Regions from separate parts of the Homo sapiens genome. Here region 1 is linked to region 2. Evidence: read pairs that join two places in POLR2A ChIA-PET (ENCODE). Cell type or tissue: Panc1. All regions are shown on one strand. Each heading gives the region's core, and the rest is flanking DNA. Links, peaks and the distances in the headings are about the cores only. Region 1 overlaps UQCC1 (ubiquinol-cytochrome c reductase complex assembly factor 1). Region 2 overlaps CEP250 (centrosomal protein 250).

What was found. Peaks named below come from ENCODE experiments on the same cell type or tissue, not always from the same donor. Only the 100,000 strongest peaks of a DNase experiment are listed, where the experiment ranks them.
Region 1: POLR2A ChIA-PET joins it to region 2 with 12 read pairs; 11 of 35 experiments call an interaction of 5 or more read pairs at or near these places.

What each region holds. Positions count from the first base shown.
Region 1 is chr20:35,332,823-35,337,221 of GRCh38, forward strand. All of the region lies in intron 7 of UQCC1 (ubiquinol-cytochrome c reductase complex assembly factor 1), which reads right to left. Among named protein-coding and RNA genes, the nearest start is that of FAM83C, 43 kb to the left of the region's middle. In Panc1, for the core only: no CTCF peak of the experiment used is centred there; no DNase peak of the experiment used is centred there; H3K27ac peaks cover 718 bases.
Region 2 is chr20:35,457,171-35,461,569 of GRCh38, forward strand. CEP250 (centrosomal protein 250) reads left to right here. Exons shown (of 35, transcript NM_007186.6): 2 at 1,134-1,204; 3 at 2,813-2,935. Among named protein-coding and RNA genes, the nearest start is that of CEP250, 3.8 kb to the left of the region's middle. In Panc1, for the core only: no CTCF peak of the experiment used is centred there; no DNase peak of the experiment used is centred there; H3K4me3 peaks cover 680 bases; H3K27ac peaks cover 1,134 bases.

The DNA.
Region 1 (4,399 bases), core at 184-4,183, 120 kb before region 2:
GGAAACCTAATCCCCAGCCTAGCATTCTTCCCACTTACCTCAAGGCATCCTTCTGTAATCGTTTCATATCTTAATTTCAACCTAATAAAACAACAACAAGAACAAAAACCCTTTGATGGAGCCAGGTACTTCTGTGTATTATTATCTCATTTAACATAAGTGACTTGTGCTTCTATCAATGGATCAGTTAGTCCATTAGTTCACTCATAATTACTTATATTCTACCTATTTCCAAAAAAAAAAGGTTCAAATTGGATTACAACAAAAGGCACATGTTATGGCCAAAAGAGCCAATTTTTTTTTTTGAGCAAAGATTTTGAAATCCGTCAGCTCTGGGCTTGTGACTTACTATGGCGGCCACAGCCAAGTCCTTTAAGTTTTCTGCTCCTTGGTTCTCCTCAGTTGTAATATGGGGACACTCCCAACTCTATCACAAGGTAATTTGTAAGGATTAAATGAGATGATGTCTGTAAAATTCCTGGCACAGAGTTTGGCCCATAGTATGCACCGCAACCAAAATAAAAGTAAAAGAAAAGACTTAAGTAATAAAGTCTGTGGGGGGCGGGAGAAGAAAGGGGATAATGAATACTTACATCAAAATATCTAAATAAGGGAAGCGCTGTACTTTTTGGCAGTTGTGGCAAAAGGAAAGCGGGACTGCTATACCATTCTCATTGTTTAATAAAGAGAAGCATGGAAATTCATCAGGACAAAGAAAGTTCTTAATTCTCAATGCAGAAGGGCACATAAATACACGAGTGACTGTGTATGTTACACACATACACATGCTTATACCATCTCTCTCTCCAACAGGAACAGGGCAAACGGCTCTCCAGAGTCCTGCTGCCCCCTGACACCAAACTACTGCGGTGTACAGAGAAGTACTTCAAGAGTTAAAACATTTTTGTGCCAATATTTTAAGAGTGCAGAAGGTTCCAAATTACATGTAAAATAAACAATGCCAGACTGTGAAAACTCTTGGCTGCAACGTTCTCTGATGTTAACAAGAGTTTCTTTATTACTGTAACCTTTCAGAAGTGAATAAAAATTATTTCTCTGCCCTAGTTTTGCCCTCCAGTAAAAGTGAAGAGAGCAGTGACCATGGAAAGAGCTGTACAATGACCTCTCCTGAAGGCCGGGGGCTGGGAAGGGGGCAGTTTAGAACACAAAGCCTTCCATATATGCTTCTAGGTTAAAGGCTAGAAATTTAGTTTGTGCTGTGCTGATCATATTGTAAAATTTTACATTCCTAATACTTTTATGTAACCAAAACCCTTAGAGCGACAAGAAGGCATTTTCAAGAGCCCAACCTGAGCTGGTGCTATGGAGAAAACCCAAATCTGGACCATGACCCCTCAACTACTCAGTGAACCCCCTTACTCAGAAACCGAGTCTGAAGTGTCCTTAACAAAGAAGGAAGAAGTACTGTGTGTGACCAGTACTTAAGACAAAACATGTTACTACTCAGATCCTTAAGTGTGGATGAGTCTGTAAATATCAGACACACACAAGGATCTCAAAATGGAGCTAGTCTGGATAAAGAGAATCTGCATTTACCATTGCAGGAGAAGTAAGAATGTCACCAAACAAAGCCAAACATTGTTTGTCTTCTCATACCAACTCGGTGCCTTTATCCACACTGTTCCTCTGCCTGGCATTCTCTTCTTGTCTAGCAAACACCTACTTATCTGAAAAGATTTAACTCAAATGTCATCTATTCCCAGCCTGTCTCGAGACTCTGGGCATTCTCAGCAATTTAAAAACATTATAATTTCTTAATATTGTAATTATCTGTTTATGTTTATCTTCTCCTACTAGACTAGGGAGTCATGGAAAATGTCTTAATCATCCTTGTATCTCCAGTGCTTTTAGCACAGTACCTGGAAGCTAACAGGCCACAATAAAATGGATGGATAGATGGGTAAAACTTTGTTTGTGTCTGGGAACAGAAATCAGACAGAGAGTGATGAACTGCTAAAAAAACAGAACACAAGCTCTGGGACTTAACACAAGGCTAGCTTTTCAGACTTCCACAGAGTTGCAGAATGTTAAGTCTGGAAGAGAATGTAGAAATCATCTAACTCTCCTCCCCAGAGAGGTGATGTGATTTGACTTACTCAGGCTTACCCGAAGAGTGGCCAGGCCAGGCAGAACTCGTTCCATTATGCCACACTGTCCCTTCTTACTACTGTCTAAAATTGTCGGTAAAATAAGTAATGATTAAGGTCACATATCTAATTTCATTATAAACATATCTAATTTCATTATAACTAATTTCATTATAACTAACACATATCTAATTTCATTATAAACAAATGAACAATGGAAATCATCTAGGAATTCAAACAACTTGATAAAAGACACAATATCTGAATTCTTCAAAAAGTTTACATAGTGTCACCATATGACCCAGCAGTTCCACTCCTAGGTATACCCCTCAAGAAAGCTGAAAACTTATGTTCAGACATAAACTTATATATGAATGTTCACAGAAGCATTATTCACAAAAGCTAAAAAGTGGAAAGTGGAAAGACTAAATGTCTATTAACTGATTAATAGATTTTTAAAACATGGTATATCTACACAACAGACTATCCCAAAAAGGAATGATGTCGGTCGGGGGAGTTGAGCAAAAAATAAATAAATAAAAAGAAGAAAAAAGACAAAAGAAGGAATGAAGTACTGAAAATATGCCACAACATGACTGAACTTTGAAAACATTCTGCTAAGTGAAAGAAGCCAAACATAAAATACTGCATATTATATGATCCTATTTATATGAAATGTCCCAAATAGGTCAATCCATAGAAACAGAATGTAGAATAGTGGTTTCCAGGGGCTAGGGGTAAGGGGAACGGGTGTGACTGCTAATGGGCACAGGATTTCTATCTGAGGTAATTAAAATATTCTGGAATAGTGGTGATGGGTACATAATGCTGCAAATTTACTAAAAAGCAAATTTACATGTTATGGGATATAAATTATATCTCTATTTTTAAAAACAGAAAAATGGAATATCTGCCCTCTAGAAGCTAACTAACTGGAGAAGCTAGGACCAACATATAAGATGCCTGGCTAGGCGTGGTGGCTTATGCCCAGCACTTTGGGATGCCAAGGTGGGAGGATCACTTGAGCACAGAAGTCCAAGATCAGTGTGGGCAGCACGGAGAGAACCCATCTCTACAAAAAAACCCACAAAAACAAAAACCTAAGATGCTTATGGACTGAAAGGTTCAATGCTACAATACAAGTGGATACTGTGGAAGTTAGAGGAAGAAAGAAACAACACTTGGGTTAAAAATCTTAATGCCAATGCTAGAGCCATAGTTTTTAGTTTCGTACAGAGTAGTAATTAAAAGCACAGGCTCTAGAGTCCAGAAGGTTTGGGTTCCAATCCAGGCTCCCATATTTACTGTGTAAGTCTAATTAAATTGCCTAACAGTGGTAGGTAGGCTGAATTTGGTCTCCTAAAAGATATCCATGTCCCAGTTCCTGGAACCTGTGCGTGTTACCTTATATGGCAAAAAAGGATTTTGCAGCTGTGATCAAATTAAGACACTTGAGATGGGGAGGGAATCCTGGATTACCCAGTTGAGCCCTAAATGCCATCACACATATCCTTCCTTTTAAGAGAGAGGCGGAAGGAACTTAGGCTCAGATAGAAGAAAAGGCAACATGACTACAGAGGCAGAAATTGCAGTGATGCAGCCACAAGTCAAGGAACATCAGCAGCCACCAAGAGCTGGAAGGGGCAAGAGTCTCCCCTAGAACCTCCAGAAGAAGCACAGCCCTGCCGACACCTTAATTTCAGCCCCATGAAACTGATTTCTGGCCTCCGGTACTGTAAGAGAATAAATTTTTGTTGTTTTAAACCACCAAGTTTGTGGTAATCTGCTGTAACTGCTATGGGAAACTATCTCTGAGCCTTAGTTTCCTCATCTGTAAAATGAGGCTAGAAATGTTACTAATCTCACAGGTAAGACTGTTGCAAAATGTTATAAAATTCAAATGGTGCTTGTAAAGTGCATGAAAAAAAGAAAGTGCTCAATAAATGTTAGCTATTACTATTGGGGAACTCTGCTTCTGAATTATGCTGAAATCCTCAAGTTTCACATGTCGTTAGCCCATGCCTAGACCCTGCTCCTCTTAGCGAGGAGAACAGTAACAGTGGCAACAAAGACACCCGAGTTCTACTCTTCAGTGTTTCTAATTTGTACGCAGCTCTTCCAGAGCCAATTTCCCAATCATCTAAATGATATAATTAGTTTAGGAGCAGTGGTTCTCAAACTAGAGAGCTGGTGAAAAGACAGACTGTTGGGTCCCACCCCAGTTTTCAGAAGATCAAGGGTATGCCCTAGAGCTAGCATTCTTTTTTTTTTTTTTTGAGACAGAGTCTTGC
Region 2 (4,399 bases), core at 192-4,191:
TAATAGTCAGTAATAATGGGCACTTGTTATAAACCAGGCTGTGTTTTAGGTAGGAGCTGGGAATACAGCATTCGATAAAACAATGCTTTTGCACTTGTGGAATTTGCATTTTGGTAAGTATATTACATAATAATTAGATAGGGACAGAAAAAGCATGGTAAGGTAAATAAAAGTACTAGTGTTATGTGGAGAGGTGATAGTATTTTATTTATTTATTTATTTGAGCATCTTGTCCCAGGCTGGAGTGCAGTGGCGTGATCACAGCTCACTGCAGCCTCGAACTCCTTGGCTCAAGCAGCCCTCCCACCTTAACTTCCCAAGTAGCTGGGACTACAGGTGAATGCCACACAGCCAGCAATTTTTTTTTTTTTAATAGAGATGGGAATCTCCCTGTGTTGCCCAGGCTGGTCTTGAACTCCTGGCCTCAAGAGATCCTCCCACCTTGGTGAAACTCTGTCTCTACTAAAAATACAAAAAAATTAGCTGGTCGTGGTGGCACATGCTTGTAATCCCAGCTACTCAGGAGGCTGAGACATGAGAATTGCCTGAACCGGGGAGGCAGAGGTTGCAGTGAGCTGAGATCATGCCAGTGCACTACAGCCTGGGTAACAGAGCCAGATCCTGTCTCAAAAACAAAACAAAACACTGGATGAGATTACCTTGGAAATTAATGGAGATGGAGAAGAGGTCTGAAGCCTTGAGGTTTCCAAACTTTAGATACTGGGGAGATGAGAAAAGGCAGCAAAGGAGACTGAGTGGGAGAGGCCAGAGGTTGGAAGAGAGCAACAGAGAGGCCCCACATGAGATTTAAATAAGGAGCTGCATGCTAATTTGTTTTTTTCAGGAGTAAGAAACAAATTATGTCTGTACACAAATGTCTATACTGTAGTTTCTTTCTCAGTAAATAAAATGTTTGTGTCCTCAAGTATTTTTCTGTTTTTGCTTTAAGTGACAAATTCTATTTAATACCATTCTGCATCTTAGTCCTTGTAGCATTTATGCCTCTATTCCAAGTTTAGGTGGTAGTGTTGCTTCTCTTTTAAACTTTATTTAAATACTCCTTTTGTAGTATTTTGGATGAGAGAGGATCAAATACATAATTTATCTCACTCTTCTGTCACTTTCCACTCCAGGTTCACAGGTGGCTGTTGGTCTTTAGTAAGGGTGCTGTCTTCCCTGTCTGATCCTTAGCAAAAGTAGGAAGGTAGGTCTTGTTCATTTCTGTACCACTGTGGCAGACTCCTGATACTGAGTTGAAATTCATGAGTGTTTATGGGATAAATTAATGTACAAAAGAAATGAATCTTTCCCTTTTTCCTGCAGTAATGATAACATTGGCTCAGTGGTTTACAGCTTAGAAGTACACTGACACTCATTATCTTATTTAGATGTAATCCAATTTGTTAGTTTGCCAGCTACTGCTCTTTTCCCTTTCTCAGGCACATTGAAATTTACTTTCCCTTTGGGGGCTCTGCTAGTTTATTCCTAGCAGATCTGATCTGGCAGTGTGTTTGTAAAAGGATGCTGAACTGTGTCTTGAGGAAGCTCAGAATGAAATCTGAATTTCAGAAAGATTCCTGAGATAATTTTTCTCTGTCTCTTCTCTTTTATTCTTGTTTTAATAAATTTTAGTTTTATGAGGATTGTTTTGGTTTTAAAAAACTTTAAATCATTTTTTAAAACTATTTTTTACAACAATTTTAGGGTTACAGAAAAATTGCATAGTACAGAGAGTTCCTGTATACCTTGCACCCAGTCTCCCCTTTTAGTATGGTATATTTGCTATAATGCAAATCTTTTTTTTTTTTTTTTTTTTTTTTTTTTGAGATGGAGCCTTGCTCTTGTCGCCCAGGCTGGACAGTGTTGGCCAGGCTGGTCTCGAACTCCTGACCTCAAGTGATCCGCCTGCCTCAGCCTCCCAAAGTGCTGGGATTACAGGTGTGAGCCACTGTGCCTGGCCATGCAAATCATTTTTTGAGATAAGTGGGGCATATAAAAATATAAACAAAATGAAGTTGCTTTATCTCTACAAGCCTCAGTTTCCTTATCTGCAAGATGAGGGGGGTGGACTAAATTTCTAAATAGCTTTAAAATTTTTTAATTATCTGCTAAAGTAAAATAATTATATAATTGTAATATAATTTTCTTTATTTGCTTAAGTATTACTAATACCACCTTGCCAAATCATGTTTGCAAGTTACTGACAGCCATATCCTAAAAGAAAACTTAATGAGAATTCATGGAACTATGTGTGGCAGGACTGCTTATTAGAGATATTAGGTTGAATGATGTGAAATTGCCATTTTTGTAGATAAAAAGTAATGAGTGAGGCTGGGCTTGGTGGCTCACACCTATAATGCCATTGCTTTGGGAGGCTTGGACCAGGGGGTGGCTGTCTGAAACCAGGAGTTCGAGACAAGCTTAGGCAACATGGCAAAACCTTGTCTCTACCAAAGAAAAAAAAAAAAAGCCTCGGTGGCACACATCTTCAGCTCCTCTGAAGGGTGAGGCTGGAGGATCCCTTCAGCCCAGGAATTTGAGGCTGCGGTGAGCTATGATTGCACCACTGTACTCCAGCCTGGGTGACAGAGCTAGATCCTTTCTCTAAAAATAATAATAATAATAGGATAATATTAGCAATTTCATATGGTTCAACCTAATGTTTTGGGATAGGGATTCAACAAAGTGTGAGGGGGCCTTTGAGACCTCATAAACTCCCACTGCATGCAAAAGCCCGGCTCAGCCCTCACCATACTAGGAGAGAAAAGGCTCCTCAGTTCCCTTGGAGTAACTTGGATCTACATTATTGTAGGTAGAGTTGTTGGCAGAAATCCTGGGATAAGAGAATAGTTTCCTGGAAGATCTGTGCCTCCAACCAGCAGAGAGGGATTGAGCTTCATTGAACTCAACAGAGCCAACATTTCATAGCACCATGGTGAGTTGGTCACACAGCCTTGGCAAAAAGGCTGAAAAGGAGGGTGTAATAGTATGGGGAAAGGTTGTATTCCCCTGGTTCGTAGGCTAGGAAGAGGCCTGGAGTACTGGTGCCACCAAACCTTTATTGGTGCCATTCTATTCTCCCTACTTTATGCACTTTCCTTACTGCCTAGTACAGGCTCTGCAAACTCAAGTATCTTCGGTTGTTCAGGAGGTAATGTAAATTAGTAAGCCGAGTTTTCCTCTTTAATGCTACTATAACAGAAACAATAGCACAGTTGCAATGATAAATGACAACTGAAATATGCTATCATTGTGAGGGAGAGAATCGGTGTGTGCATAGGGGAGGCCATGATGAACTGGAGAGCACATGCCCTGTCTAAAGGGGGCAGGCACTATACAACTGTGCAGAGCACACGCCCTGTCTAAAGGAGACAGGCGCTGTTCAACTGCACGGAGCGCGTGCCCTGTCTAAACGGGCAGGCACTATTCAACTGTGCAGCTGGTTGTTGCCTTATTGAAATATGGGTCAAGCATCACTGGGTATTCTGATTTTCCAAAGGAGCCAGAAATATGGATTTTATGTACATTCTCCCAATGATAAATGTTGGCACCTAATTTGAATTCTTAAAAACTATTATGTGGGCCACACAATGGCTGAAAAGAGCTAGCAGGGCACTGATTTGTCATCTCTGGCTTATGGCTTAGCTCTGCCAGGAGTGAGGCTCACATGCATTTCTTCACTGGACATTGTTGACAAGTTACAATTAAAATGAATTAGACAGCTCCTGCCTTTGAGGTACTCATGGATTAGCAGAGAAAATAGACAAGTAATGATGATAAGATGTAGAGTAGACATCAGAACATATGTATTCTCTCTGTGTATATAGCTATAAAAGTGACTAACTCTTCCTGGGTTCATCTGGGAGGACATGATAGGACGTGGCATTTGAGCCAGGATGTGGGAAATCAATAGTTTGGTGCATTAAAGGGATTTGGGGCCCTTGAAATTTCTACTGTATGTGCAAATGTTAGGTTTGCATTCGCTGTATATACCATTTTGTTGATAGGTAGTTGAAAATACGGATATTCCTTAGCCCTGCTGGTGAGAGTCTTAGGGTTAATAAAATGAGAGAACTCTTCCTCTGGCCCAGGTTATGGGATAATTGTGTGTTTTAGAGGCCTAAGTAACTCAGAGGTCATGATACCCTCATTTCTGGATGAGGGAAGTAGCACATCTGAGGTCACAGAGCCCATTGGAGGCAGAGCTTGGACTAACACCCAGAACTCTTTACCACCATGCCTTCCCCTGTCCTGGGTATCTCTGATGAAGGTCACCGTTAGGCTGGCCGCCTCTGCCTGTGGTGGCCCATTGCCCTGTTTTGGCCCAGCTCCTGGTGGGTGAGGGGGTTTGGCCATCCTGCTGCCACTGGTTCCTTCTCTCTTTTGGATCCTTTGCCTG